Linked DNA regions of Mus musculus: region 1 is linked to region 2. A link is a loop called in an ENCODE intact Hi-C map of the cell type or tissue named here. Cell type or tissue: left cerebral cortex. All regions are shown on one strand. Each heading gives the region's core, and the rest is flanking DNA. Links, peaks and the distances in the headings are about the cores only.

Region 1 (15,304 bases), core at 3,218-11,217, 720 kb before region 2:
TACAACTTACACACACACACACACACACACACACACACACACACGCATACATTCATATACGGACACACATTCAAACATACACACAGAACAAAAAAGAAAAAAAAATATCTTGGAACAAATTTCATAGTGTAAGTTCAAAACCTCTTACTTTAAAAAAGATTTGTCTTTATTTATTATTTTTTATTTTTGCGTATGTGAGGCTTGGGTCCTGTGGAAGAGCAGCAGTACTCTGTATACCCGAGCCATACACCATGCCCCAGGTCACTTTTATTCTTTAAACTCTTTAAAGTACAAAAGCCATCGAAATTAACTTTAAAAAGATAAAAATAAGTGAAAATATCTTCCACTTATTGGAAGATTTAATGTATTAAGATGGTAACATTTCCCAATTGGATCCAATATACTCTATTGAAAGGTTAACTTCAGCCTTTCCCCTTCTCTGCTTTCTCCTCCTTCTTCCTCCGTCCTCCCTCTGTCCTCCACTCTCTCTCTTTTTCACTACATAGACCTGGCTTGCTTGGAACTCCCTATGTAGACCAAGCTGGCCTCAAAAGTACAGAGAGATCCACCTGGCTCTGCCTCTCCAGTGACTTCTTCGTCAAAATGGACAAGCTTATTCTAAACCCATGGAATCTAAGATGGTCCATGAGAAAGAAGAACAAGATGATAGGACTTAGCGTTTCTGATTTTAAAACATATTCCAGATCTACAGTGATCAAGGCAGCATGATACAAATATATAAGAATAGACACATAATTCAATAAATGGAACTCAGAATTCAAAAATAAACCCTCATATTCTGGCCAACTGAGTCTTAAAAGAGTTTTCTAAGACAATCCAGCGGAGAAGAAGCACAGTTCCTTCAATGAGTAGGGGGTCAGCAGGATATCTGGATTTAACAGGATAAAGTTATATCCCTGCCTCACACCACACATGAAAACCAATTCAAAATGGACCAAAGAACTAAGCACAAGAGCTAAAACTACAAACATCTTAGAAGAAAACATTGACACAGATCTTTATCTTGGAGCAGGGGCTAGTTGCTTGGGTATGACACCCAAAGTATAACCTACAAATGAAAATGAAAAAATTAGACTTTAACAAAATCAAACTCCTCTCTCTCTCTCTCTGTATGTATGTATGTAAGGTACCATCAAGAAAGTTAAGAAAATTGACTGAATATGGTGCTGTGAGAAACCTTAAGAATTTGGACTAACACTTCACTCTGAAGCATGAAGATAAGCTAAGAAAGTGTACAGTTGGCTCTCTTTGGAAGATTTCCGTATGTTAAACACTCCCGGGGAAAGGTCTTAGGCAGTGATCACATTCCCCAAATTGTTTGTGAACATGAACTGAGAAAGAGACTTTTCTCTTTCTCAGTTTTGATTAATTGGGATGAAGCAAAATTTTAAGTGTAAAATCTATAGTCACCTTTAGCTAACATAGGGAACAAATTAACTGAGTAATGGCAAGCAGAGGAGAGGAGAAGGCCTGTGTGAGAAGCAGTTGGGATAGTGACCATCTCTGTCCTGGTTTTCCTACCAGCGCCCACCGCATGTCTTATCGGAGCAAGGGCAGTATCGGGAAGTTCAGGACTGCTTCCTGCTCTCAGGAATCAGCAGCAGAATCAGGCGAGAGCAAACAAGGTGGGAAGCCTGGTTTCTGTTTGACTAGCTGTAGGCCTGCTTGGCTCCCAGCCATCTCCCAGTATTCAAGATGAGAACTACACGATCATGTCAGGGGTCCTTTTATCCAGGGGAGCTACAAATTTACACAAGGCGTTTTGGAGTCATGGGAGAAATTAAGACGCCAACCTGATTTCCTCCCACTGAGACTTACTTTAAATGACATATTTATTTATTTTTTCCTTATCAGGAAAGTCATATAAAACACAGAAAAATAAAGAAAAAAATGAAAGTGCTTTCCAATATCCAAACGAGGATGGCCAGGTGGAGCCCAGAGGACTTTTGGGGTATGGAGCTGATTTGTGTCGTTTCTGTGGTGGTAGGCACCTGCTGCTAAATATTTGTCTAAACTCCAGAAAGCACAACGCTAAGCCTGAATCCTGTGGACTCTGGGTGATGCTATGTCAATGTAGGCCCATCATCAGTGAGAAAAGCACCAGTTAGTTGGTGGGGGGCAGAGATAACGTGGAAGGTCCTACATAGGATAGGTATGGGATGAGGCGTGTTTAGGAAATCTCTGTTCCTTCCATTCAGTTTCACCACGAACCTAAAATTATTGTAAAGATAAAATCTAAGAAAAATAAATACATAGAATATAAAAATAAATATATATTTCAAATTTCTAAATCATAAAAGCACAGAAAATAATGTATAATTCTCCCTTTAGAAGTTACTACTCCCAAAAATTTGTCTTCATTTACCTCTAATTTTCTCTTCCAAGCATTGCATACATTTTTACATAGCTGGTCTCAGATGACACATGTGGTTTTTAATCATGCTTTTTAAGTTTTAACTTTATATTTAGAAGTATTGCCTTTCTTAAGAACTCATTTCTGGAGCCTGTTTCAACATTTTGCCCTGTAGCACCATCAGGTTTGCTTGCTGCTGTTTCCACTGTTGGGCGTTTAGGTTGTTTCCAGAGTTTGCTTCTTATGTGTGGCATGAGTTTTTGAAAAAAAAAAAAAAACCTGGAAAGTCTGAACTCTCAAATCTTGAGGGGTAGGAGTTGAAAGCTAGTGCTCAAGATGTGAGCCAGGCTTCATTATTTCATACAACATTGTCTGAGGGACTCATGGCCAAAGAAGTCCCCCAGAAACTATGGGAAGTGCTCCTTGCTGACTCAGGCTTTTATACAGTTCAGGACCACCTGCCTAGGGAATGGTGCGGTCCACACTGGGATCAGCTCTTCTATATCAGATAACAATCAAGACAATCTTTTACAGACATGCCCACTGGCCAACCTGATAAAAACGATTGCTCCATTAGACTCTCTTTTCAGGTGATTCTTTTCTGTGTCAGTTGACAGTTGATGCTAACCAGGACAGAAGGGCAAGAGAGAAAATGGGTAGGAGAGAGTCCCAACATCTAGCATTGGTATCTGAGGGGATTGTGGCAGATTTATGGATGTTAAAAATGCAGCTGGAGGAGGAACCATTTTGGAGGTTATAGAAAGAGAGGGAAGGGCTTGGGTGGACAGAGGCTGTCTCTGAGATATCTTGAGTGGTGTGCAGAGGAGTTCCATGGTTAGTTGTAGGGATCTGGAGGCACAGACTTCTGAGTTCTCAGCACGGGGATGACACCTGATGAGAGAGGCAAGATGATGGTTAGAGTAATGAGATGGCACAGGAACAGAGTGCAAAGGCAGTTCTATAGAGGGCCCAGATCTGGTCTTTGGAATACTATCAACCCTTAGATGGCAGGCAGAGTGAGAAACACCAGCAAGAAGACTAGGGAGGTTGAGCACAGAGGTAGAGAAAGCTGTGTATGTAGGGTCACAGAAGGTAAAAGAAGGATGCTAGGAGAAAAAGAAGAAGAGTAGAAGGAGGGGGAAGAGGAGGGAGAAGAGAGGGGGAGGAGGAAGAGAAGAAAGAGAATGGGGAGAAAAGGGAAGGAGGAGGAAGAGGAACAGGAAGAAGAGGAGGGGAAGGAGGAGGAAGAACAGGAGGAGGAAGAGGAAGAGGATGAAGATGAAGAAGAGGAAGAAAAAGAAAAAATGGAAGAAGAGGAAAAACAAGGAGAAAGAAGAGGAAAAAGGAGGAAGAAGGGAGAAGAGGAAGAATAAGAGGAGGAGGAGGAAGAGGAGGAGGAGGAGGAGGAAGAAAAAGAGAAAGAAGAGGTGAAATATACTTTTTGCTGCTAGAGGCCAAGCAGGTGAAGGCCTGGGGTTATTTTATGGGTTGATTGACAAGTAAGTTCACTGGTGCCTTTTTCAAGGATGCTTTTAGTACGTAGGAAGGATGCTGGAACATAGAGGAAAGGAATGAAAAAAGGAGGGAAATTACAGTAGAGACTTTTGTTTTAATCATAAACTTGCTCAAGAAAGGGCAAAGGAGAAATAGGATCATGAGAAAGAGCATGGAGTTGGAGGAAATTTTGGAGATTGAGTGGGAGGCGTGGTTAGCGTTTGTAACTGTGACAGACCGGAAACCGGAAGAGAAGGAGAGATACTGGAGGGAAAGTCACTGAGAGCTCAAGTCTCTGCGAGGACAGGATGAAGTTCAGACAAACAGGGCATTCATACATTCCATTCACTTTAAGTGACCTTTTTATCGTTTTTTTTCTCTGAGCCTCCTCCTCTTCTGCTGACGTTTATGTAGTTCAGAATTTGCTCCGCTCCAAAGTGTGTTTCTCAGGCTGGCGAGCTGATGCAGGGGAGGGGTCAAAGTCCGTGCTAAAAACAGAACGCTATCCCAGAAGGCGAGAAGTGACTCCCTAAAGATGTCCTCTGACCTCCACACGTTTGGAGATCACGGCATGTATGCACCTGTACACACATACATCACATTAACAAATACAGTTTAATAAAAAAACTAATATCTCTTCTCGACCACCCTCAATTTGTTCTTGAATTTACTTATCCAGTCACTTATTCATAAGTTCATACATAATTCAGGTTCTTGAGCAACCGTTATGTTCCGGGATGAGAAGTGAGTGGGTTCAGAGCCTGAGATTTAAGGTTGTCTGTCTTGCCCAAGCGCCGGGAATCCTAATCTTCTCCATTGTACCTCCTCTTAGCTGTACAATCTCAGTGCTTTTAGACTAAGAAGTTTGCTAGCTTGCAGAACCTGGTTCAGCAGCCCTGGCAAGGCCGGAGAGCCTGCATTTCAAGTAAGTTCCCAGGTGAAACCTACATTCTAAGTAGCAAGGGTGTAATTGGTGCTGTCTGAGACATAGGAAGGTGGCCAGATAAAAACACAGAATGGCTAATAAAACTTGAATTCCAGCTAATAAGGACTTTACTATAAGTATACTCCAAAATTTAGAATTAAACATATTTATACTTAAATATTTATTAGATATACTAAGAAATTTTGTGTTTACTGGAAATTCATATTTAACTGAGCACCAGGTATTTTTATCTGTTAAGCATGGCAGCCTTACATAAGACTGAAGCTGCAGCTATGAACTACATTTGTGGCTCTCAGTTTTCTAATAGCTGTGTTTTAAAAAGTAAAAAGGAAGAGGAGAATTAAGTAATGTTATTTATTAAACCCACCATTTAAAAAAAAACAAACCTTTCAACAGATAATCCATACGGAAATTCTTTTCCAGTTCTAAGGTTTTGAAATCCAGTAAACATTCTGCATTTCCATCTCAAATAGAGTGTTTATTCTTTCCTGCTTTAATATTTAAAAAAAACCTTGAAAATAAAACAAATAAAAGAAAATAAAAACATCATATACTAAAATGAACTAGACTTAAACTACATAATTTAATGAGTTTTATATAGTTAGTTGACATTAAAAAGAAATCTGTGAAGTTTCATGTTAAATTTGTGCATGTAACCACCACCAGAACAAACAAACAAATATGATCTGTGATAGAATTAGAACTAGAAAAACATTTAGCTTTATAGATATAAGCTTGTGTCCATTAATTAAGCCCTTTCTTTTAAAAAAATATTTATTTTATGTATATGAGTATACATTGTAGCTATACAATGGTTGTGAGCCTTCATCTGGTTGTTGGGAATTGAATTTAGGACCTCTGCTCACTACAGTCAATCCTGCCTAATCCGGCCCTGTAGCTGTCTTTAGATGCACCAGACACATCAGAAGAGGGCGTCTCATTAGGGGTGGTTGTGAGCCACCATGTGGTTGTTGGGATTTGAATTTAGGACCTTCAGAAGAGCAGTCAGTGCTCTTACCTGCTGAGCCATCTCATCAACCCCAATTAAGTCCTATCTTATTTCTTTATATTTAGCTTTTTTTTTTTAAATCTTGGTCTATTTTTCTCATGTTATACTGTACCCATATGTACATTTCTTTACACATACATATATTACATATAGAGGACACACACACACATAGATACACAAACACACTCGACTCGATTCGGCATATGCTAGAGAACACATGACTTCTTTCTAGATTGTGTGATGTCATGTTTAAAATATTATATTTTAAGCCCATTTTTTTCCTGCAATTTTTTTTTTAATTTCAGTTTTCTTTAGGGCCGAATAGTCGTCGATAGCAGTTCCTAGCTGCTGGTGGCAGCACTGGACAACACAGATCCAGTTCTCTCCAGGTTGTGTGGAGTGCAGTGGCCTGTGGCTCAGAGCTTGTTTTAAAAGCCCTTAGGGGATTCCAATTCACTTTTGTCTCCAATCTCTCAAAGCTGCCAGAAGGCGCACATTCCGGTGGTGGCAGCCGCCACGAGAGGGAGCCAGCAGCTCGGAGTAAAGCCTGCTGCAGCTCAGCTCAGGGTTACAGAAACTCACAGCCTGTGTTTGCCACAAACCTAGCCAGGGTTTTCCAGCCTGAGCCACTCTGGGGGAACTCTGTTGCTTGTTGGTTCTTTCTATCGGTAGTATCTTGATCATGGCTTTTCACTTCAGCCCAATGGGAAGGTAGGAAAACCCCCCAAAGTTTGCTCACCAAGGTCTAGTCCTCCCAGCTGTGTCCTGGAGGCAGCAGGTGACACAGTAATAGGGTGAGGTCCCTGAGTCCAGCTACTAAACCACTCTTCAGTTCCCCTTCCCTGCAAAGGCGGTGGGGGTAACTGATTGCCTCCTGTGCGAATCGCCAAACCTCACCGCTCCTCTAGGCATGGAATCGGTTCTAGCTGAAGGTACTGGAGTAGGGTTTGCAAGTTCTGCCGATGAGCCTGAGTGGAAGGCTGTGCGCATGAGAATAGAAGAAGGAAGAAGGCACAGGGGATTTGGATCCCTGATCCTGGGTTCAGTGTCTTGCTTTCATTCATGCCTCTGAGCCTCATTTATGCTGTTCCGTAAAGGAGATGGACAGACACCTGAACGGAGGAACGCATGCGCGTAAAGCAACTGGCCGACCAAGGGCGGGCTTCAAGTCTCTGGCCTCTACCTCAGAGGCAGAAATGATAGCCTGACTCTCTTGCTTCTGGTGCAGGTCTTACTTTCCACTTCTCAACCATCCACGGTTATCTCTTTCCTGCTAGTTGGGGTATCTCGTTCTGTCTCCCTATTAACCAGAGCTGGCCGCATAACCAGGAGCCCTGCCTCCAGTCTTTGGACTTAGATCGAATTTTATCTATGGTAATTTAATCAAATTCTGGCTTATTTGACTAAGCAAAAGGCCATTGTTAGAAGAGTGCTAAACATGGCCTCCATCCTGCCCTTGAGGAGTGAGACAGCTGGTTATATTCATGAAAGGGAATCAAGTTCAGAGAGCAAAAGGGTGTGTGTGTCAGGGTGGGAGGTTGGGTGGGGGTGGGTGGGGCTTGGTGCAAATTTCCTGTGAGGGAGAGTAAAGCGGAGAGCTGCCTGCTCATTTTCAGTGGCAGTCTTCTGGATGAAACTGGTTAGCTATACAGCAAAACATCAGAAACGAAGACAAAAGACAAGTGTCAAATTGGCCCACAGATTAGCCCATTCAGATTTGGAATTTTGAATACCATCACAGAACATTCTGGTTTATTATTTATTTATTTTGTGTGTCCCATGCTGCAGTTGTGGAGGTCTCCGGACGACTTGAATGGGGCCAGTCTTTCCTTCCACTGCGTGGGTCCCAGGGATTGAATCCAGGTCTTGGGACAAATGCCTTTACCAGCTGAGTCTGTCTCTTTTTAACTGAGGTCATAATTGTAGCGTCAAGTGATCACAGGGCTGTCTAGTAAGCTCGAGAGAATAAGGAAATCACGAGGCTGCTGTGTTCACTTTTAGTTGGTAAAGAAATGAACACCCTCTGTCCAAATATTAGAATGCCAACAAAGACAAAAATAAAAATTGCATGTGTGTGTGTGTGTGTGTGTGTGTGTGTGTGTGTACCTGTTTCTCTGGGTGTACATGTAGATGCTGGAGGTCAATGCTAGTGTCTCCATCTTACTTTTGGAGATATTGTCTCTTACTGATCCTAGAGCTCATAGATTTGGCTGGTCTAGCAAACCTCAGGAATTATTCTCTCTCTGAACACCCACTGCTGGGATTGCAGGCACACAGCCAGACTCAGCCTTATACACTGATGTTGAAGGTCCAGCTCTTTATACACTAAGCCATCTTCCCAGTCCCTGGCTGCGTTTTTAGCATGTCAACTACAACATCTATTCAACATGTTAGCCATACATCTCATACCTTTTCTTTCTTTTCTCTCTCTCTCTCTTTTTTTGACTTAGTAAGTCATGGTATAGTTTTAAGATTTTATTACTAAAGATCAACCTCAAACTTCCAAGAAGCTTAATATTATCTCAACATTTGAGTGTATTTTTATTTAATGTGATTAATGCTGTATTAGTGTATGTACATCTCCAATATTTTCTATTTTAAGTGAAAATGATACAAGTATCTTAGAACGGTAATTACTTCCTGATTTCATTATTTTCCTAGGATAAACTCTATGAGGCAGAATATTTGATACAGACATAAAACAAGTTGAGATTTTAAAAGGATCATTTTCATTGTCTTCAAAGCTAAAACTTTTCAATATTTTTATCATTTCAGGAACAAGCAGGTGGGGTCCTGTCCCTCTTCCCCCCCCCCCCCCAACTTGAAGCTTTTGATTTGCTTGCTGATGAACATGGCTTCCTACCTGAGTAGACATTTTTATTTTTCTGTTTTGATTTTGGTATTCATGTTACTGAGTAAAGGTTTAACCAGAATAACAAATCCACTACAAGGTTGTATTTAGTATCTTTTGAAAGTAAAATTGATATCAAATGAGTTGGCAGAAGTAGTCACCCCCAAATTATACATAAAATTAATTCTTACAATTACTATTTTGGATCACTTTTTAGATTTTTTAAATGCCATATTCTTTTTTTATTAGGGCTGTAATAATATTGCACAATGAGTTCTGATCATATCTATGCTCTCCCCCAACTCCTCCCACATCCATCTCTCTCCTGTCTTCCCTCTCTAACCTTGTACCCTCTTTTCTCCTTTCACTCAGGAGTTTATGCTTCCCATACATTCATGGACACGTGGCCTTTCATTAAATGTGGGTGATCTGCCAGTGGCAATGCTTTTAGAGAAAACTGACCCCCCTTCCCAGTGGCTATCAATTGCCAATAGCTCTTTGTTTAGGGGTGAGACTCTATGTCCGTCTTGTCTCTCTCTGTGCTATGATTGACTAGGTCAGGCTTGGCTTGCATGGGTCTTGTGTACGCAATCACAATTGCTAAAACATAATTTTGAATTGACTCCTAATAACTTACTGATATACCCATAGATTAGTGCATCAGTCAGCCCTCCTCGGGGAAGGCTCTGTTGTCATAGGATTAACACAGAGACCCACATTTTCAGAATTCTTTCTTTTTTCTTTTTCTTTTTGGAATTGCTTTGCTGATTTCTTTTTCAGTGTGCCTGTCTTGGTGTTTAGAAAAGCTACAGTTATGGTATATTAATTTTGTATGTTGCCACTTTGCCAAAAATGTTTATTAGATTTAAGAGTTGTTTTTGGTGGAGTCCTTAGGGTTTCTTCTGTATGGAATATGAAAAAGGGACTCTTTAATCTCTTCTCTTCTTACCTGTATCCTTTCTGTTGCTTTCTCTTGTCATATTGCTGTGGTCAAGACTTTGAGCACCGTATTGGATGAGTGACGAGAATGAATTCACTTTGGTCCTGATCTTAGTGAGAATACTTTGAGGATTTTCTCCACTCATTGTGATGTTGGCTGTAAACTTCTGTTTTAATTGGTTGGGAGACTTTTTACTGAGTTAGTCTCGTTGTTAGTATAGGTCTGTTTAAGTTACCTATCTCATTTTAATCTAATTTTGGGTAGGTCGTAGGCTTCTAGATTCTAGAAATTCATCTATTTCTTTTATATTTTCTAACTTAGAGGAATTTACATTTTAAAGCATGGCCTTTTTTTGGATTTCATTGGTATCTCTTGTTATGTCTCCATTTTCACCTCTAATTTTGTTAACTTGGGTTTTATCTTTGTTACTTTTGGTGAAATTGGCTAAGGGTTTACTGGTCCTGTTTATCTTTTCAAGGAATTTTTCATTGATTCTTCATATTGTTTTTTTTTAAGTTTCACTTCTATTTTATGAATTTCCTATCTTAATTACATCTTCCTATCTACTACTTTTGTGTTTTTTGAATGTTTTAAAGTGCATCATAAGTCATTTATTTGAGATCGAATATATATATATATATGTATTTAATGTGAGTATACTGTTGCTCTCTTCAGACACATCAGAAGAGGGTATTGGATCCCATTACAGATGGTTGTGAGCCACCATGTGTTGCTGGGATTTGAATTCAGGACTTCCTGAAGAGCAGTCAGTGCTCTTATCCACTGAGCCACCTCTCCAGCCTATCTAATAATTCTTTATGTGGGCACTGAATTCTATAGGCTTTTCTTCTAAGATTGCTTTTATTTTTTCCCACTTATTTGGCATATTGTATACTCATTTTCATTCAATTATAGGAATTATTTTATTTCTTGATTTGTTTATCATTGTGTGTGTGTGTGTTCGTGCTGTCTAGTTTCCATGAGTACCTTGTGCCATTCCTACTGCTGTGGATATTTAGCCTTGGTTCATTGTGACCAGTGAGAACACAGGATATTATTTCAATTGTACTATGTTTGTTAAGGCTTGCTTTCCTTCCTACAAATGTGATCTATGTTAGAGAACACTCCATGTGCTCCTGAGAAGGATGTATTTTCTTAGTGCTTGGGTAAAATTTCTTCTTTTAAAAAATGATTTATTTTTATTTTATGTGTCTGAATGTTTTGCCTGCATGTATGTAAGTGGGTCATGTGCATTCCTGGTATTTATGGGGGTCTCCAGAGAGTGTAAGATCACTTGGAACTGGAATTACTGATGGTTGTGACCTATCATGGGGTGCTGGGAACCAAGTCTGGGTCCTCTGCAATTGGTAGGCCATCTCTTCTGCCTCTGGGTCAAACTTCTTTAAGTATCTGTTAGGTCCATATAATTTATTACATCATTTTTTTTTTGTTTCAATGACTCATTTCTTGGAGAAATAGCATTTATTTTATGAAACTTGGTGTACTTGTATTTATATGTTCAGAACTCTGATATCCTCTTGATAGATTGTCCTCTAGGAGGGTATCGTGTAGCTGTCATTATCTCTGATTTGAAGTCTATTTTGTCAGATATTAGAATAGTTACACCTGCTTGTCTTTAGTTCTATTTGCTTGTCATACATTTTCTTTTTCTCCAAGGGAGTGTCTAGCCTTTTCAAAAAAGTATTTTCTATTTCTTAGAATTATATCCATATGTGTGTCTGTGCACATGTGTGCAGGGGCCTACTGGGGCCAGAGGCTTCAGATTTTCTGGACCTAGAGTTACACACAGTTGTGAGCCACCTGGCACAGGTGCTGGGGTAATAGAAAATACACAACACACACTAAACCCTTGAGACATCTCTCCAGCCTCAGTGGTATCTATCTTTGCTGGTGAGATACATTTCTTGAGAGATTGCAGGTGATCAGGATAGGAGGCGGCCTTACCTGGTCCTTGCTGGGCTATGACAGTTTATCAAGCTCCTGTTGCTAGGGTCTGAGACAGGGTCTTGTTATGTAGCCTGTGCTGTCCTTGAACTGGTGACCTTACTGCCTCCACTGTTTGAGCCAGAATTATACATGTACTGGCTACAATATATCTATATTTTTCTGTATATTTAATTTTAATTTTATTTTATGCATATGAGTGTTTTGCTTGCATGCACGTCTGTGTACCATGTGCATTCCTTGTACCTATGGAAGATAGAAGAGGGCCTTGGGTTTCCTGTATTTGGAGCTGCAGATAGTTGTAAGCTGCCACATGCAGAGTGCAGAGTGGGTGGTGCTGCTCTGCCACTGGGCCATCTCTCTGATGTTGGGAGCCGCGCCCACATTCGCCGTTACAAGATGGCGCTGACAGCTGTGTTCTAAGTGGTAAACAAATAATCTGCGCATATGCCGAGGGTGGTTCTCCACTCCATGTGCTCTGCCTTCCCCGTGACGTCAACTCGGCCGATGGGCTGCAGCCAATCAGGGAGTGACACGTCCTAGGCGAAATATAACTCTCCTAAAAAAGGGACGGGGTTTCGTTTTCTCTCGCTCTTGCTTCTTGCACTCTGGCTCCTGAAGATGTAAGCAATAAAGCTTTGCCGCAGAAGATTCTGGTCTGTTGCGTCTTTCCTGGCCGGTCGTGAGAACGCGTCTAATAACAATTGGTGCCGAAACCCGGGACGAGAAAAAAACTCGGGACTGGCGCAAGGAAGATCCCTCATTCCAGAACCAGAACTGCGGGTCGCGGTAATAAAGGTTCCCGTAAAGCAGACTGTTAAGAAGGATTCAACTGTATGAATTCAGAACTTTTCAGCTGGGGAACGAGAGTACCAGTGAGTACAGCTTTACGAGGTAAGTCTGATCTTGAACTTTCTAACGAAATTCAAGACAGTCTATCAGAAGTAAAGTGGGAAATGGCTTTACAAGGTATATTTGGCCTTGAATTTTTTCTAATGTTAGAAGCCCTTTTGTTCCTTTTCACATGTTATCAAGTGGTTAAGGCAGGGCGGATTCTAGATGAAATTCAGGACAATCTATCAGAAGTAAAGCGGGGAGAGAGAGTAGGAGCAAAGAGAAAATATGGTACACAAAATAAGCATACAGGCCTTTCCAAGGGTCTTGAACCCGAGGAAAAGTTAAGGTTAGGTAGGAATACCTGGAGAGAGATTAGAAGAAAAAGAGGAAAAAGGGAAAAGAAGAAAGATCAATTAGCGGAGGTCTCTAGGAAAAGGAGCCTGTGCTCATCGCTGGATGGGCTCGGGGAGCCAGCTCTTAGTAGCTCTGAAGCAGATGAAGAATTCTCCTCTGAAGAAACAGACTGGGAGGAAGAAGCAGCTCATTATGAGAAAAAAGGGTACCAGCCAGGTAAAGTGCTAGCTAATCAGTTAAGGAAGCCAAAAGCGGCTGGCGAAGGCCAGTTTGCTGATTGGCCTCAGGGCAGTCGGCTTCAAGGTCCGCCCTATGCGGAGCCCCCGCCCTGCGTAGTGCGTCAGCAATGCGCAGAGAGGCAATGCGCAGAGAGATGCGCAGAGAGGCAGTGCGCAGAGAGGCAGTGCGCAGACTCATTCATTCCCAGAGAGGAACAAAGGAAAATACAACAGGCATTTCCAGTCTTTGAAGGAGCCGAGGGTGGGCGTGTCCACGCTCCGGTAGAATACTTACAAATTAAAGAACTCGCCGAGTCGGTCCGTAAATACGGAACCAATGCTAATTTTACCTTGGTGCAGTTAGACAGGCTTGCCGGCATGGCACTAACTCCTGCCGACTGGCAAACGGTTGTAAAAGCCGCTCTCCCTAGTATGGGCAAATATATGGAATGGAGAGCTCTTTGGCATGAAACTGCACAAGCGCAGGCCCGAGCAAACGCAGCTGCTTTGACTCCAGAGCAGAGAGATTGGACTTTTGACTTGTTAACGGGTCAGGGAGCTTATTCTGCTGATCAAACAAACTACCATTGGGGAGCTTATGCCCAGATTTCTTCCACGGCTATTAGGGCCTGGAAGGCGCTCTCCCGAGCAGGTGAAACCACTGGTCAATTAACAAAAGTTGTCCAGGGACCTCAGGAATCCTTCTCAGATTTTGTGACCAGAATGACAGAGGCAGCAGAGCGTATTTTTGGAGAGTCAGAGCAAGCTGCGCCTCTGATAGAACAGCTAATCTATGAGCAAGCCACAAAGGAGTGCCGAGCGGCCATAGCCCCAAGAAAGAACAAAGGCTTACAAGACTGGCTCAGGGTCTGTCGAGAGCTTGGGGGACCTCTCACCAATGCAGGCTTAGCGGCCGCCATCCTCCAATCTCAGAACCGCTCCATGGGCAGAAATAATCAGAGGACATGTTTTAATTGCGGAAAGCCTGGGCATTTTAAGAAAGATTGCAGAGCTCCAGATAAACAGGGAGGGACTCTCACTCTTTGCTCTAAGTGTGGCAAGGGTTATCATAGAGCTGACCAGTGTCGCTCTGTGAGGGATATAAAGGGCAGAATTCTTCCCCCACCTGATAGTCAATCAACTTATGTGCCAAAAAACGGGTCATCGGGCCCTCGGTCCCAGGGCCCTCAAAGATATGGGAACCAGTTTGTCAGGACCCAGGAAGCAGTCAAAGAGGCGACCCAGGAAGACCCACAAGGGTGGACCTGCGTGCCGCCTCCGACTTCCTACTAATGCCTCAAATGAGTATTCAGCCGGTGCCGGTGGAGCCTATACCATCCTTGCCCCTGGGAACCATGGGCCTTATTCTCGGCCGGGGTTCACTCACCTTGCAGGGCTTAGTAGTCCACCCTGGAGTTATGGATTGTCAACATTCCCCTGAAATACAGGTCCTGTGCTCAAGCCCTAAGGGCGTTTTTTCTATTAGTAAAGGAGATAGGATAGCTCAGCTGCTGCTCCTCCCTGATAATACCAGGGAGAAATTTGCAGGACCTGAGATAAAGAAAATGGGCTCCTCAGGAAATGATTCTGCCTATTTGGTTGTATCTTTGAATAATAGACCTAAGCTCTGCCTTAAGATCAACGGAAAAGAGTTTGAAGGCATCCTTGATACCGGAGCAGATAAAAGTATAATCTCTACACATTGGTGGCCCAAAGCGTGGCCCACCACAGAGTCATCTCATTCATTACAGGGCCTAGGTTATCAATCATGTCCCACTATAAGCTCCATTGCCTTGACGTGGGAATCCTCTGAAGGACAGCAAGGGAAATTCATACCTTATGTGCTCCCACTCCCGGTTAACCTCTGGGGAAGGGATATTATGCAGCATTTGGGCCTTATTTTGTCCAATGAAAATGCCCCATCGGGAGGGTATTCAACTAAAGCAAAAAATATCATGGCAAAGATGGGTTATAAAGAAGGAAAAGGGTTAGGACATCAAGAACAGGGAAGGATAGAGCCCATCTCACCTAATGGAAACCAAGACAGACAGGGTCTGGGTTTTCCTTAGCGGCCATTGGGGCAGCACGACCCATACCATGGAAAACAGGGGACCCAGTGTGGGTTCCTCAATGGCACCTATCCTCTGAAAAACTAGAAGCTGTGATTCAACTGGTAGAGGAACAATTAAAACTAGGCCATATTGAACCCTCTACCTCACCTTGGAATACTCCAATTTTTGTAATTAAGAAAAAGTCAGGAAAGTGGAGACTGCTCCATGACCTCAGAGCCATTAATGAGCAAATGAACTTATTTGG
Region 2 (15,304 bases), core at 2,948-10,947:
ACAACCGACTGACCAGTGCACTGACTTAGACAAAGCCAAGAGGACTCCGACGTCCACGCACGTTTTCCTGTTGGTATCCCACAGCTGCCGGATTAAGAGTGATGGACAGGAGAACTATCTCTTACCAATTAATTCCAGAGTATAATTTGTAGCCTGGGCCCATCCTTGGATGATCCTGAGCTGTTAACAAACCATGACACCGCTTTAATTTCTCCTTTGCCCCCATACTTTATTAAAAAACCTAGAGTAGGTTCTATCAAATATCCCTTCAAGGAAAAACAGAGAGAGGGGAAGAAATGGAGTGACATTTGTCTCAGTGCAATATGAAAGATTAGAGTTGGCTGGATAAAGAGGGGGAGGAGGGGCATGGGTTCTTGTGAAACACACGCACGCACAGGGACACACACACACAATTTCTCTTTCGCAATGACCTCCTTATGCCCCATCCATCAGCCTGGGGTTGGCTTATTCTAACTAGCAGATTCCTTTATTCTGTATAACAGGCCCATCAGACACAATCTGCATGCCAATTACTGGCACAGACCCCTTGATACCAAAAAATGGAAATTAGCTGTCAAGAAAAGCCTTCAGCTGGCCAGGCCTCTTCTGGCTCTCTATTTCCGGCTCATACACCCCGTCATTCTGCCCAGCGCCCTGCTCTCGCCAGGGAGTCCCCGGTGGAAAAAGTCATCTAAAAATACAAACATATTTTATTATTATTAGTATTAGTTGCTGACTTTCTCAGTACAATGTGAAATTCACCAGTGGGCAAAAGCTGCTTAGGGCGGAAATGGGTGAGAGAGGTTGATTTCTGATAATTGCATTTCTGTGGGAGCAGATCAAGTCGTCCCATGAAAGGACATTCAAAGAAACTGAGGGTGAAGGCAGAGGAGAACAGACAAAGAATGGGATTCTGTAACGGAGATAACAATCAGAACTTTCACACTCAAGAATGGGCCCAGGCAGGGTCGAAGGGACAGAGGTGAGCAGAGCTCTGTGCACGAACAAGCTTGCAACCAGGCTTCGCATCCTAATTGCCTCTTGAAAAGCCAGGCTGTGGCCAGCTGGAGAGCCTCCAGCACACAGGGAACACAGAGAGTGTGTTGCCGGCAAGATCCCTCCCCTGCTACTTGCAGGGACTCTGAAACTCAGTTCCTCTTCTCTTTTTGCCAACATGAGTCACAGGCAGAGGCAGTCTGTTTTCCACCATCCAAGATGTAAGCCTCTGTGTTGAATCTCTTTATAGGACAAAGGAGTCTCTGATGGTCACCTGGAAGATTCCGGGTGGGGCCTTCATTCAGGGAGGGACATATCACCCCGATAGTATAGTTCTCATTCTTTAAAAACATTTTTAGTAAGAGGACTGATGACATAACTCAGTGGTGACTCATTGGCCCCGCATGTGTGAGGCCCTAAGTTCAACTCCGGATTGAAAGAAAGAAAAAAATGAGTAAGGAACAATTATCTAATCGTCTACTATTGTATGTTTTCATTATGACATAATTCAAGACTTGCTCAAGATCTGTCTCCCTTCATTAGTAAGTAGCAAGTAGCCATCTTTAAAACAAACAAACAAAAACCTCTTCTTTCCCTGTATTCTGAGAGCTAAAAATTGTCAGACAGAAATCTGGACAACTTTAGATCCCCTTGTCCAGAACGTGGTGTGTGAACAGCTTCATTCACCCAGCATCTACAGTGAGCAGCTGCAAGGTCGGCACGGCAAGCCAGACACACTAATGAATGAGGTGAGCAGACACCGACCGCCATTATGAGTGGTTCGTGAACAAGTCCCATGACTCTGCCTTGAGGAACATGTGGGGACCAAATCCAGCTGACATTCCTCATTAGCATTCATTTTCTTTTCTTTCTTTAAGATTAGGTCTCACTCTGCAGCCCTGGCCAGCCTCACACTTACTCCCCAGGCTGGCTTGGAACTCAAAGAGATCTGCCAGCCTCTGCCTCCTGAGTGCTGAGATTAAAGGTGTGTGCTATCAGACCCAGCCTTATCATCATTTCTTGTCACTCTTATTTTGAAGAAGGTATTGTTACAGGTCTCCTCACCCTCCACTTGCTTTATTGGCTGTTTTTTGTTGTTGCTTGTGTGGTTAGTCTGTTTGACAGGGCCACTGAGATGGCTCACCGGGTAAAGGTGCCTGTCACCAAACCTGACGGACTGAGTTTCATCCCTAGAACCCACAAATTGGAGGGAGAGAGCCAATCCCCATAAGCTGTTCTCTGAGTTCCATGCATGTTCTGTAACATGCATACCCTCATGCTTGTACACACACACATGTAAGCATACAAATAAATAAATGGTATACATTGCATACACTAGCAAGATTTTGCTGAAAGGACCCAGATATAGCTGTCTCTTGTGAGACTATGCCGGGGCCTAGCAAACACAGAAGTGGATGATCACAGTCAGCTATTGGATGGATCACACGGCCCCCAATGGAGGAGCTAGAGAAATTACCCAAGGAGCTAAAGGGAACTGCAACCTTATAGGTGGAACAACATTATGAACTAACCAATACCCCGGAGCTCTTGACTCTAGCTGCATATGTATCAAAAGATGGCCTAGTCGACCATCACTGCAAAGAGAGGCCCATTGGACTTGCAAACTGTATATGCCCCAGTACAGGGGAACCCCAGGGCCAAAAAGGGGGAGTGGGTGGGTAGGGGATTGGGGGGTGGGTATAGCGGACTTTTGGGACAGCATTGAAAATGTAAACGAGGAAAATACCTAATAAAAAAAATAAAATAAAATAAAAAATGTTTAAAAAAAATAAATAAATGGTATAATACTGCATGGATACATGCATTGCAAGCTGAGACACACGCTTAGGGTTAGCTATTCAAAATATCCTTAAAGGTAGAGATGATGATCACTGTTTGGATAAGTCAACTATGGAAGATGAGGAAAGTTCTGTAAACTGAGGGTCCTCAGGCCAGAGGAAGAGAAAGAATGACAAGGGTCTATGAAGTAGAAAATCAGAGGTAAAAAGCCCCTGAACTTTAGCCATACCACATGATCACACCCCAGCCTGAAGCTAAGCAGGATGAAGCCTGGTTAATATTTGGATGGGATGACCACCGTGGCCATGAGGAGGCAAACGTAGTTAAAATTCTAAGGAATATGGCTGAGATTAGACTCAAATGCACTACTATTCTCCTGAAGAGGCAGAGGCCTGGGATAAGAAGCAGAGACGAGAAACAGTAGAGACCTGGGCTAGAACTTTGGCAGGACTCTTACTAGACCGACTAGGCTCCGCAGAGAACGTCATAGAAAGGCTGAGCTGCCCAGGATGCTGGGGAAGAGTCTCCATCGGCATCACTGAATGGTTTACAGGCATGGAAGACAGAGAGAACAGCCAGGCTACAGCTGGCCCACTGGGTGCAGGAGTGAGCCATGGAAGACAGAGAGAACAGCCAGGCTAGAGCTGGCCCACTGGGTGCAGGAGTGAGCCATGGAAGACAGAGAGAACAGCCAGGCTACAGCTGGCCCACTGGGTGCAGGAGTGAGCCATGGAAGACAGAGAGAACAGCCAGGCTACAGCTGGCCCACTGGGTGCAGGAGTGAGCCATGGAAGACAGAGAGAACAGCCAGGCTAGAGCTGGCCCACTGGGTGCAGGAGTGAGCCATGGAAGACAGAGAGAACAGCCAGGCTACAGCTGGCCCACTGGGTGCAGGAGTGAGCAAGAGGAAGTTACGATCAGGTGAAGGGACTAGAACAAAGTCACAGCACTGGCACATCACTTACAAATACCTGCACAGATGGACGTTCCAGGTGGCCCTGAATGCTCTCTTGGCTTATGCAGCCCAGTGAGCCTCTGGCCACCAGTGAGGGTCAAACTGGGTGTCATCCTAACATCTTCACCCCGTTTCCTATCGTTATTTAGATCTATAAGTCTTTAGGGGGCAGCTGTGGGGAAGGGAGAGAAGTGTGGTTTTATAAAGGATATTTTGAATAGCTAACCCTAAGCGCGTGTCTCAGCGTGCAATGCGTGTATCCATCCAGGCTTGTCAGTGGAAACCAACACAGAGTGCTCTTCTCCCCAGATTAAACAAAGATGTCAGTGCAATTATCTTGGGTCCCATAGGTGACACTAGCGCAGCCAGTCCCATAGGTGACCACTGAGTATCAGGTCCAGTTTACATGCCAGGTTCTGTTGTGCCACATGGAAGGCAGCCCTTGTTGTGTCAATTGTGTAAGTGACAAGTTCCCTGCCATCGGGCCGGCACTGGATCTCGAGTGAGCCCACCGGCCCCTTTCTAGCTGTGTAGGTGAATTCTTTGCTACTTGGCTCTAGAGGAAAATGCATCTTACATAAGGTGCGGCTCCCACAGATACGTCGTTGTTAATGTGCTTCAGCCTACCTTTGCCAAGGCTATTATCACGGCTACACTCAGCGTATATCTTTTTTATCGGTGTGTGTTGTACTTGTGGCAAAAAAAAAAAAAAGTGAGACCATAAGAATTTCATTCGTTATTTATTGGGCAGGGTTGGGAGGGGGGTGGAAGCTTGCTGCACTTTCAACCCATACCACATATTTTCCCCAATGTTTAAAACAAAAACATCAAAACTGCATTGCTCAAATATGTGGGGGTTTTAGAATGGGGTTTCCCACAGCTTAGAGTGACTACCTCTAGGTACCTCAGGGGTACCTGTCGGTACAATGCTTGAACTAAACGAACTAGCTAAGGATGAGAGTTATGGGTCAGCCTATCATCACTGTTTAAAATGCATGAAGAAGAGGGGGGAAGAGATGAAGGAGGAGGATGGAGGAAAATTTGGTTTCAAGCTCTTTCAGCTGAGGGAGTGGTAAATTGAAGCTGATGTTCCTATCTCCTCTGAGCCATATTTTCTTTAATATCCAGGAACCCCTGCATGTTGAGAAACTAAGGCAGTCCAACCCAACATTTGCTCCATGCAGCAGAGGAAGCCCCAAACCACACTTTTAGGGAATACTCATCTGAGTATTTCTACCTCTCCAGGAAGCTCAGAGTCACGGGGAATTATTTTGGAGGTGGTCACCCCACCCCCATTTTGATGGGCCCAGGAACATGGAGATTTGAACCAAGACGACAAACAAGGTTGAACTCATCGGGCAACCAGGTCAGGCTCAGACAGTCTAAGCTGAAGGTGCAGGGGGAAGTTCACAGCCTTTCTCTGGGCTTTGGTTGCTTATATACAGCATTCACAAGAGTGTGTCAAAATGACACTAGTCTTTCCTCTCCACACACTCCAGAGTCTCCCCCTCAGATTGGCAGCCAAGGCCCTGGTTAAAGACCACACTCAGCTATAGCTGAGCTCTGATACATGACAAGGGGACTGACCAGTCTCCACGCTGAGCAGAAGTGTGATACTTGAAAGGGACAAAGTCAGGAGCCAGCCTGAGTCCCTGAGTGGCACTCAAGACTGGAGATGTGAGTCCAAACAGCAACCAAAGCCTCAATCAAAGATGGCAGGCTTTCAGCTTACTGTCTGCCTCGTAGCTTCACTTTCAAACAGGTGTGAAGGCAAGGATTCACAGTGGAGACACTCTGGGTCCTGCTCCATCCTCTTTGGTCTTTCCCTATCTGGCGTCTGCAGGCTTTGATCCTGGTGGTCAGCATGTGATCCACTTCTACACTTTAATCCCTACAAGAAGAAGGCAGAGGTCATGTCTCATCAGTCTTGGACAGGACTGAATACTTGAACAGTCTTGCTCATTTTCCCAAGTTCCAGTCAGGCTACCCAAATCCCTGTGAGCCCATATCACGCATTCCTAGCTCTCACTAAGCCCTTCCTCTTATTGCTCCCAACCCCTGTCATATTTATGGTGCCTTCTACTTGACAGAGAGAGAGAGAGAGAGAGAGAGAGAGAGAGAGAGAGAGAGAGAGCACAAAATGGCTTATCAGATGTGCCCACATCCCAGTTTGTTCCCGATCCAAAATGCTCTGCCTTGTCCTCAACTAGAGTTAAATGATGCTGCACATGACGCCATGGTGCCTGCATTTACTACATATCTAAGAGAAAGGACTCTTCTACCTAAGTGTTTTTAATTTTTAGTTCCTTTCCCCTTCCTGTTGTAGATTGTAGCAGCAATGAACAATAAACAAGGTAAGGTACCCAACATCAAAACCCAAGGAGTAGAATAGGCAAGCATATCACTCTCTCCTCTCCTCTCCTCTCCTCTCCTCTCCTCTCCTCTCCTCTCCTCTCCTCTCCTCTCCTCTCCTCTCCTCTCCTCTCCTCTCTGCCTCTCAGTCACTGTTTCTCTGTCTCTCTGTCTCTCTCTACCCCCCCCACACACACACGCACACACGTACACACATTGCATCGTGTGAGTTTTTCCTGAGGAACCATAATATAAATGTCTATTCACCCCAGAAACAGATGGAAAACCAAAATAATGATTCGAGTGAAGTCCAACTTGGTGGACCAGAGAGTTTATCAGGGTTCCTCGCAGGAGCACAGGGAGGAGTCTCTTAGAAGGGCAGGTAGAACTCCAAAGCAGCTACATTATGGGAAAGCCCACCGAGTATGGGCAGCAGCTCACAAAGGCTGCAACCACGCTAGTTCTCTGCACAGCTTACAGACAGCCTCAAGGAAGCTCTCTGGTTCTCCTGGCAACTGTTTACTGAAACTTACAACCTTGAGCTGGGACCTTGTGGATCTTATTTTCTGGGCTCCCTCACTCTTGTAAATTTGGCCAGCTTTCTAAGTCTTTTGCTTCTCATTCCCTCCAGGAGGGAATGTTTTAATTAGGAGAAAATAGCTACGGACAGACCCAAGCTGGTGATGCCATCCTAATGTAAGAGGAAAATTTTAGAAGCAAAGCATTGCAGCCCTGAGTGGAGAGTGGAGGAATTTGGCCAGAACTTTTTTTAAGAAGATGAAAGATGCCTGGAGTCTGTTTATAAGTTGCAGTGACAACCCCCATTGCAACCCCTGGAGGGCGCAGCCAACATTCACCCGCGTTGGCGTTGGCGTTGGCGTTGGCGTCCAGGAAGGTGGCGCTGAGCACACACTGAGAGTGTCCGCCCTCCAGTCCTGCCCGGGTCCAGGCTGTACATTCGGTTCCTCCACCGGGTCCGTGCTCTGCAGCGACATTTCTGCAGCCCACGCAGGACTCGCGTCCTCAGCCTGCCCACAGAGCATCGCTTGGCCACCATACTACTCAGTAATAATCTCATACATCAAAGCTAGGAGAGCCAGGCCCTGCCTAGGAGCGACTGCGGTCGGCATGGAATATCATTAGTAGGAGCCTCGTGCTCCTCGCCTTCGTATGCAAACTCCCGGGCTCCCTAGAGTACTTCCTGAGGAAAGTGCTCTGCACCACGGACATTTGTTATTTTACAGGAGAGGACTCAGAAAATCCGCAGGGACCCAACCAAATCAACCGATGGTCCTGAACCGACTACCACGGCCTCTATTGACACCTAGTGGCAACCGCTGGAATGACAGCTGGCTCTGGCGCACCCTCCAAAGCTGCTTTGGAAAAAGCCAAATATTGCTAATACAGGTAATTTACAAATATTCAAAAGGAGGACAGAGGGAAGAAAAAAATTTTGCTTTCACTATTTCTTTGAGGATCTATGAACCATAACATCATGGTTAAATATTTTAACTTGGAAAAGGGAAGGAGATATCGAAGGAGAATTGAAGTCCTAGCCATCCATGTCAGGAAAAAAAAGCTGGGTCACAAAGAAAAGAAAACAGAGGGACAGACTGGAGAGGCAAATGAGACCCAATGAGACAACACACATGCTCTCATTCCACACATACATGACTGTGTAAAGGCCTTTGCAAGCCAAGCATAGAGACACACATCTGTAATCCCAGCCTTGGAAGGCTGAAGCAGGAGGACTGTCATGAGTGTCAGGCAAGCCTGGACTATAAATAAAGACCCCATATCAAATTTTAAGAGAGAGAGAGAGAGAGAGAGAGAGAGAGAGAGAGAGAGAGAGAGAGAGAGAGAGAGAGACAATGCAGGCCAGACATGGTGGTGCACAGCTGTAATCCCAGCACTTGGAGAAGCTGAGGTGCCAGGAACACCATTTCAAAGTTAGCCTGAGCTACAGAAGAAGAAGAAAGAGAGAAAAAGAAACAAAGAAAGATGGGGAGGGAGGAAAGGGGGAGGAGAAGGGAGAGAAGAGAAGAGAAGAGAAGAGAAGAGAAGAGAAGAGAAGAGAAGAGAAGAGAAGAGAAGAGAAGAGAAGAGAAGAGAGAAAGACAGAGACAGAGGGAATGTCATTGCAGCAATATTTAGGATAGCAGATCCTGGCATGCTGTATAAATAAATGTATATACCTAACATAACACATTCCATGCAACAAGATTCAAGTCCACAAAAGAGAGCTTTTGCTATTTCGTGACTCCGTCCTCCACCAGCTTGCCTGGTGGGTGCGCACACGCATGTGTTAGAGTACATGCACTTTTGTGTCATTCCTCAGGAGTTATCCACCCTTTTATTGAGACAGAGTCCCTGGCTGGCATGGAATTCACCAAGCAGACGAGGCTGCCAGGCCTCTACTTGTCTCCACCTCCCCAACATGGGGATTCCATGTGTGCACATGGGTTCTAGGGATCAAACGCAGACCCTCGTGCGTGCTGATAGAGCTGTCTCCCCCGCTCTTTATTCATTCTTAGTACAAAGAATGTGGTTTCCTGTGAGAAGTGGGAAGAGGTGGGGAGGGGAGGAAGAGAGAGGGGAGCCAAGCCGAGGCTGTCACTCCTCTCAGTTTGGAGTCTGCTGCCGAGGAGACTTGGTGTGTGCTCACATCTTAGTCTCAGTAGGATGACTACAGTCCTTTCTCAGACAGAGTAGACAAACCCATTTTGGGATGGCATGGTTTTCCCTGGGTGATGGGAGGACTTCATGGTTGTGTGACTTTAGCAGAAATCCATTCCTTCCTGTCCCGGCTGCTTCTTTCCAGGCAGTTGATGCAGGGAAGACTCGTTCAATAGCCTGAAAAACCTCAGTGCTCTGGGCCTGATGCCTGAGAGACTAGATACAAACCGCAGGTGCGAGCACTGAGGTCTCGTCTGCCCTCCAACGGGCTCGGAAGCCCCTGTGCCAAGGGTACAGCTCACAAGCTCCCTCTCCTGTGAGCACATTGTCCGTCCAGCCTGCTTAGCTGGTCAGCCCAAGCCCGAAGCCTACAGAATCTATGGGAAAGGAGTGGGGCTGTAAAGATGGCTCAGTGGTTAAGTCCCTGGCTGTTCCTCCGGAGGATCCAGGTTCAATTAGTGGTGAACCTGGGTCCTGTGACTCACGAGCATCTGCAACATCACATGGTGACTCGCAAGCATCTGTAACTGCAGTTCCGGGGAATCCGAGGCTCTCTTCTGGCCTCCTCAGGCACCATGCACGCACGTGGTACACAGACATATATGCAGGCAAAACACCTGAACATGTAAAATAAAATGAAACGAAAAATTATAGGAGCAAGAAGGTGGTCTGGGCACTACCTCAGGAACTTCATTAATTGTCAGAGGAGCCACGTGTCACCCTGATTGAAGTCAGAACAGCTGGCCAATCTGCAAACGCTTAGGCCAGCTGGGGTCATTGAGTAGTGGCTGCCCTCAGGCCACTTCGTCTGTTTCCTCATTCGCCTCTGTCATTCTGATGTGGGAGATACTGTTAGCTCTATTTTGCGGATGAACAGTTGAAGTCAGGGGAGTTAAGTGACTTTCCCAAGGCCACAACACTTTCAAATAGCTCAACCAGAACTCAGATTCCAGGAGACTAAGCCTAAATAGAACACCTCACTGCCTCAGCTCCACTGTCTCTGCGGTAACAACTCTCCAGGGTGCTGAGCTGCTCCACCCTAGGGGTGACGCACATGCTGTTCTGGATCAGATGATAAGCCTGGGACAGTAGGGGATGGAGCAAGGCCTGCCTGCAGCATGGAAGGAAAGAGACCCCCACCTGCAGAATCAGAGCAGGAGGACCCCTCAGGGCAGCTTGCCCTGTCTCCTTTGTCCTCTAGGGCAGGAGCTGAGTACAAGAAAGGACGCAGGGATGTGTCCTCAGTCATAGAACGAGGAACTAGCTAGCCAGGTCTTCGACATCTGTCCCAAAACAGGCGCAGCCTTTTCTGTGCATAGCCCAGAGCGTTGTTCTTCCTACCTCTTCTCCATGTCTTTTGCTTCTTTCTATCATTCTCTCATTCTCTTTCTCTCATTCTCTCTCTCTTTCTTTCTCTCTCTCTTTCTTTCTTTCTCTTATTATTTATTTATTTATTTATTTATTTATTTATTTATTTTTATAGTAGGCACCACATTCACCATCTTCAAGCGCTCCGTATGAGGCTGGAGACTGTCCACTTTAGCACTTCCCCGGCTGACTGGCTACTCCATCCAGCTAACTTTCTCGCTCATCTTCTTTCCTTCCTGTGCCTACTTTGGGAGGAGCAAGCCCCACCCTCCACTCACCTCCACTCCAGCCTTCTCAAGCTCTAGGCAGTGAGACTCTGTTCCCACCACTAGCACGGCCCTAACAATGATTCCCGCCACAGACCAGAACCTTTACTTCTCCTGTCTTTCGAGCCCAGCACCTCAAAACCAATGCAACCCCAAAGAAGTTCATCATTCCTTCCTCCAGGCCCCCAGCCGCCATCTCCTTCGTTGACTAATACTTCAACCTCAGGCAGGATCAAGCACACACACAGTATGTGGAGCTTTTAGAGGATTGGGGGGGGGGGGATGTCACTATAGGCAGATAGACAAGCTCTTTCATTTCTCTTGTGGCCTCTTTCTGGGTTTCTCCTCTTTAAGTAAAGATGTTCTGAATGGGGGGAAGGGAACCAATGAAAATTATCAGTACAGATATTACTGTCCGTCGTTATATTGTACAGCATCAGTTTTAAATGAAAGTTTTGACATTTAGATGTATGCAAAATCACCAAAATTACCCATGTTATATGAGTGTGTGCGTGCGCGCGCGCGCACCACAGCACACTTGTAGAGATCAGAAGACAAGTTGTGGAAGTCGGTTCTCTTCTTCAGCCATGTATCAAGAATGGTGACCACCGAGCATCAAAGACCAGTTAAGAGAAGAACCCTCTGGCCTGCATGGTGGAAGCCATCAGGATTCTCACTCCCTCAGGCCACACCTCTATTCCACGGTCCTATTGCTGCATTTTCCAGCTGCATTCTGGGAAAGCCCTGCTGCTGTAATCTGGGGCTTTACCTGACCCGGTTGTCCAGTCCCTCATCCCCAGCCTCCTGCCTGCCTCAGGGAAGCCCCAAGAGAGAGCAACAGCAGCACTCAGGGTCTGCAGTGAGGTGAGTGTAGAGCATTCCCCTTAAAACAGCCTTTCCCTGGACGCAAAGGATCGCAGTGTTCCCGGAGAAAGGAACCTTGGTGATTCCACTCGCCCTGTGGACCAGGTCCCATTGCACTGGTTGCAGGGCGGGGCTCTGTCTTCTGAGCCAAATTACCTAACCCCGGATGGGTACCCAAGTGTTGGCTCAAGCAGATTCTCTTCTGGCAGAATCTAAATCGGGGACCCAAGATCTAGATGTTGGTTCCCAGAGCTAAGATGGCTACAAAGCTCAGGAGCTGAGCTAGGCTGGGTCAGTGGAGGGCCTCTGGAGCTGTGGAGAAAGAAGAAAGAACCAACGCACCCAGGGAGGAAATGGGTCAAGGCAATCAGAGGCCACACAGACAGAGAAGGAAACAGTGCTGTGCTAGGCCACCCAGGGCCTGCTCAGACCGGAGGCTTAAGCAAATTGGCACTGGCTTAGAAAAAAAAATTCAAACTCTTGATTGCACAATTAGGACCAAAAGTGAATATTAAGTTTGAAAATGTAAAGTAAATCCTAACGCCATGTGCTACTTGGTAAAATGTGTATGTCATCGGCCTAACTGCCCCGAGTGCCTTTCGGTCACTTCTTGTGCTGACTCTGTAGTCGTTATCATAAGAGGTCACAGAAAGACAGGGAGTCCTCTTCTAGCAGAGATCATCAAAGTTCACCTTCCTACGGGTCATTCAGAAGATTTTCCACCATTTCCATAAATAGTTACCAATGTCTTGTGCACATTTAGGATTGCGGTTGTGTTTAAAGAAATCTGGTTATTTTATTTATTCAGGTGTGTGTGTGTGTGTGTGTGTGTGTGTGTGTGTGTGTGTGTGTGTGTGTGTGTGCATTTGCAGATTTGCAGGTGGGTTGTGTGCTCGTGCAGGTGTGTGTGCACATATACCTAAAGAGGCACAAGGGTGATGATATGTGTCTTCCTTGATCACTCCCCCGAGGTGGAAGTCCCTGGCTGTGTCATGCGATGCAGACTCACGTGGTGTTTTGCTGAGGTAAGACCCATGGAAGGACAGGTAATATTTGGAGAGAGTACAAGTAGGACTCAATGGATAGTGATAGAATGCTAGCACAGCTAGATTTGTTGGTCTGGCGTCTTTGCTCATCTTCACTTCATTGAGAGAGGCACAGCAGAGAACTTCTCCTGGGGTCCCAGCTGGTTCTAGTAGCTTCCGCTGACTCATGCAGTTCTGCAGAGACCTGGCTGTTTCTGCTGGATCGCACAACCACTGTTGATTCCTGTTCGGTATCCTGACACTACTGAAGTGGACTCCTGGTCTCCTGGCAAATGAAGATGAGAACTGGCCCAAAGAACTACTTCTAAACAGGCCCACATCCCCTCGTCCTATTTACCATCTTTTCTCCCCTGCCTTTGGTTGGTGGACTAGAAGGGTGGTTGAAGCATTTAAGAACCCTTATTAAAGTAGATTTTGAAGACTCTAAGCCTGCACTCCCCACTTTATTTACTGAGGTAGAATCTCCTAGTTGAACCCAAAGCTCACCTATGCAGCTAGTCTAGCTGACCATCTAGCTTGACCATCTGCTGTCCCTGCCTTCTGGGAGATGGAACTGCAGGCTTGTCACCACCATCACGCAGCGTGTACAGGAGTTCTGGAGATCCCCGGTCCACTCCACACACTTGTGTAACAACTGCTCCACCCACTGAGCCATCTCCTCAACAACAACAACAAAAAAATCCAAGTTTGAAAGTTTTCAGAGCTCTTCACAGTGTGTGTGTGTGTGTGTGTGTGTGTGTGTGTGTGTGTGTGTGTGTGTACAAGCACACACCATGACTAAAGCTGAACACTTAAATATTCTTGGAACTTATGACACTCACTTGTCACCTTTGGGTTTATTATGAGATTTGTGCTGTTACTCAGAAAGTATCTTTGCTTTGAATCAATGTTGGGAAAATGAGACACAGATTCCAAACAATTTTATTTTTCAACAGCGGCTTAGCTGTGAACTTAAGAGCTGTGTGCAGAAACAAATAGAGAAGCCTGGCCTGGAGCCAGGAGCCAGAAGCCAGGGCCCATCAAACTCAGGTTCCACGCATCAGTTTTACAGCCCTGATCAAAGAGATCTCAGTGTTCCAAGGATCAAACCAAGGGCCTCACGTACACCCACACACAACCATTGGGCTACAGCCCAGCCACATATTTCTGTTGCAAAGTCAGTCCACTTGTGTTCTCCTTGAGTGCTTCCTCTTCTGTTTTGTCTAGAGTCAGGGGGTGTTGGCCTCGTGATGCCAACATGATCGGTAGCTCTTCCCTCCTTCTCTTCAGCAGCTCGGTACAGACAGTGTCTATTTGTGTACCCTCTTAGACTCCTGACTTTCAAGTGTACCGAGCACTCACTGACATGTCATCTCAGCTCTGGCTGCAGGACCCTCGTGACACTGACTCCTTTTTCCTAAGGATTTCACTCCTTCGTGTGAACCTCCATGAGCGCCTGGCATTTTTGTTCACTGGGCAGACATTTACTTTGAGCCTTTAGCACAGGGTAGAATCTGCAGGGGTTTTAATGGGTGCGGGGGTGTTTGGTGGTTGTTGTTGTTTTCCCAAATGGGAATGAATACAAGAGAACAAAAAGAGGGGGGAGTCACAGCAAGTTGAGATCAACCCTTGAAAAGTGAAAGCTTCACAATGCTACAGTTTCTGATCTTGTGTGTTCTTGTGAGTGATGACAGTTATTTCTTTTTGTTCGGTTGGTTGGTTTTGTTTTATTTTGTTTTGTTTTTGTTTTGTTTTGTTTTCCAGACAGGGTTAAAGACGCGGGCCAGGACACCTGGCCTGAGATGACAGTGTTTGTTTGTTTGTTTGTTTGTTTTGTTTTGTTTTGTTTTTGAGACAGGGTTTCTCTGTATAGCCTTGGCTGTCCTGGAACTCACTCTGTAGACCAGGCTGGCCTCAAACTCAGAAATCCACCTGTCTTTGCCCCCCCCCCCCAAGGTGTTGGGATTAAAGGCGTGCGCCACCACTGCCCAGCAAGATGACAGTATTTGTAATCACAGTGGCATTCTGGCTGCGCACTGTTCCTAGAGAATCCCAAATTGTCCCCTGAAATCAATTACGGAGCCCCCAAAGTCCCGACTCAGCATTCTCTAGGAGCTTTATTTATGATCTCAAAGTAAACTTAAAAGTATCCTTGAACTTTGGACAAATTGATCTGGGGTGGGGGGCCTTGTGCAGCTGCGGCTGCAGGCACGACCTTAGGATGAGCAAGTATGAAAAACTTGCTGAAGGTCCCTAGGCAATCTCGAGGCCTGTAGTGTGTGGTAGGTGAGCAGTTCAGGTAGCAGAGTAAAGGTAAGAGCTACCTCGTGCTATTTCGGGTCCCTGGAGGGCTTCTGTTCAGGTTCTCTTCTGTGTGGATCAGTTTCCGGCCTCTCCCAGGGCTGCCGATTGCTCGCTAAGGGATGCAAGGAGTGAACATTGCATCTTCTTTGTGAGCCTCCCACTCTGGCAAGGAATCACCAGGGTCCCAGGAGCCGGAAAACCAAAACCAAACCTACAGTTTGGGTCAACAGGGATGTTGCTCTGACTTCACCAACTATGCACAATGCTTTAGATTGAATGATCGGGGGGGGGGGGGGGGGTGGACGACTGGGATAAAGGTGAGTGGCTTGCAGAGTAGAGCAGAGGCAGAGAAAAGGGACCACTGGGCACATGCTCTGGTGTCAGTGAATGCAGAGAGAGAGGACATGGTGGCAGCTAAACTTGCAAGTGACAATGGAGAAACTCTATGTTCCGGTCTAAGCCTGGGGACTTTCTCCAACTGAGCCTTGGTTCCAGGAAAACTAGCCTGGGCTTTTCCCTTTCTCTCATCGGGAAGCCCACGGAGCTTCCTCTCTAGTGGGAACAAATGGATTTTTTTTTTCAGAATTCGCCACAAGGTGGCACCAGACACCGGTAGACGCAATGAAGTCGCTTCCCGCCGGGTGGGCGGTAGAATTGGGCCACCGGATCAGGTCAGGCCGGATTCAAAGGAAAAAGAT

Evidence for each region. A loop is a pair of places that touch in the nucleus more often than their neighbours do. Peaks named below come from ENCODE experiments on the same cell type or tissue, not always from the same donor. Only the 100,000 strongest peaks of a DNase experiment are listed, where the experiment ranks them.
Region 1: it touches region 2 in a loop (9-fold over the local background); 6 of 42 quality-filtered maps call a loop at or near these places.

The regions. Positions count from the first base shown.
Region 1 is chr9:99,723,838-99,739,141 of GRCm38, forward strand. No RefSeq gene overlaps it. Among named protein-coding and RNA genes, the nearest start is that of Gm23949, 19 kb to the right of the region's middle. In left cerebral cortex, for the core only: a CTCF peak has its summit at 6,343 (motif pointing right); a DNase peak (open chromatin) is centred at 6,341.
Region 2 is chr9:100,439,166-100,454,469 of GRCm38, forward strand. It overlaps Gm28166 (a long non-coding RNA gene), which reads left to right and starts at 10,794. Exons shown (of 3, transcript XR_871066.2): 1 at 10,794-11,277; 2 at 12,249-12,302; 3 at 12,496-13,861. In left cerebral cortex, for the core only: CTCF peaks have their summits at 6,903 and 7,440 (motif pointing left); a DNase peak (open chromatin) is centred at 7,385; H3K4me3 peaks cover 621 bases.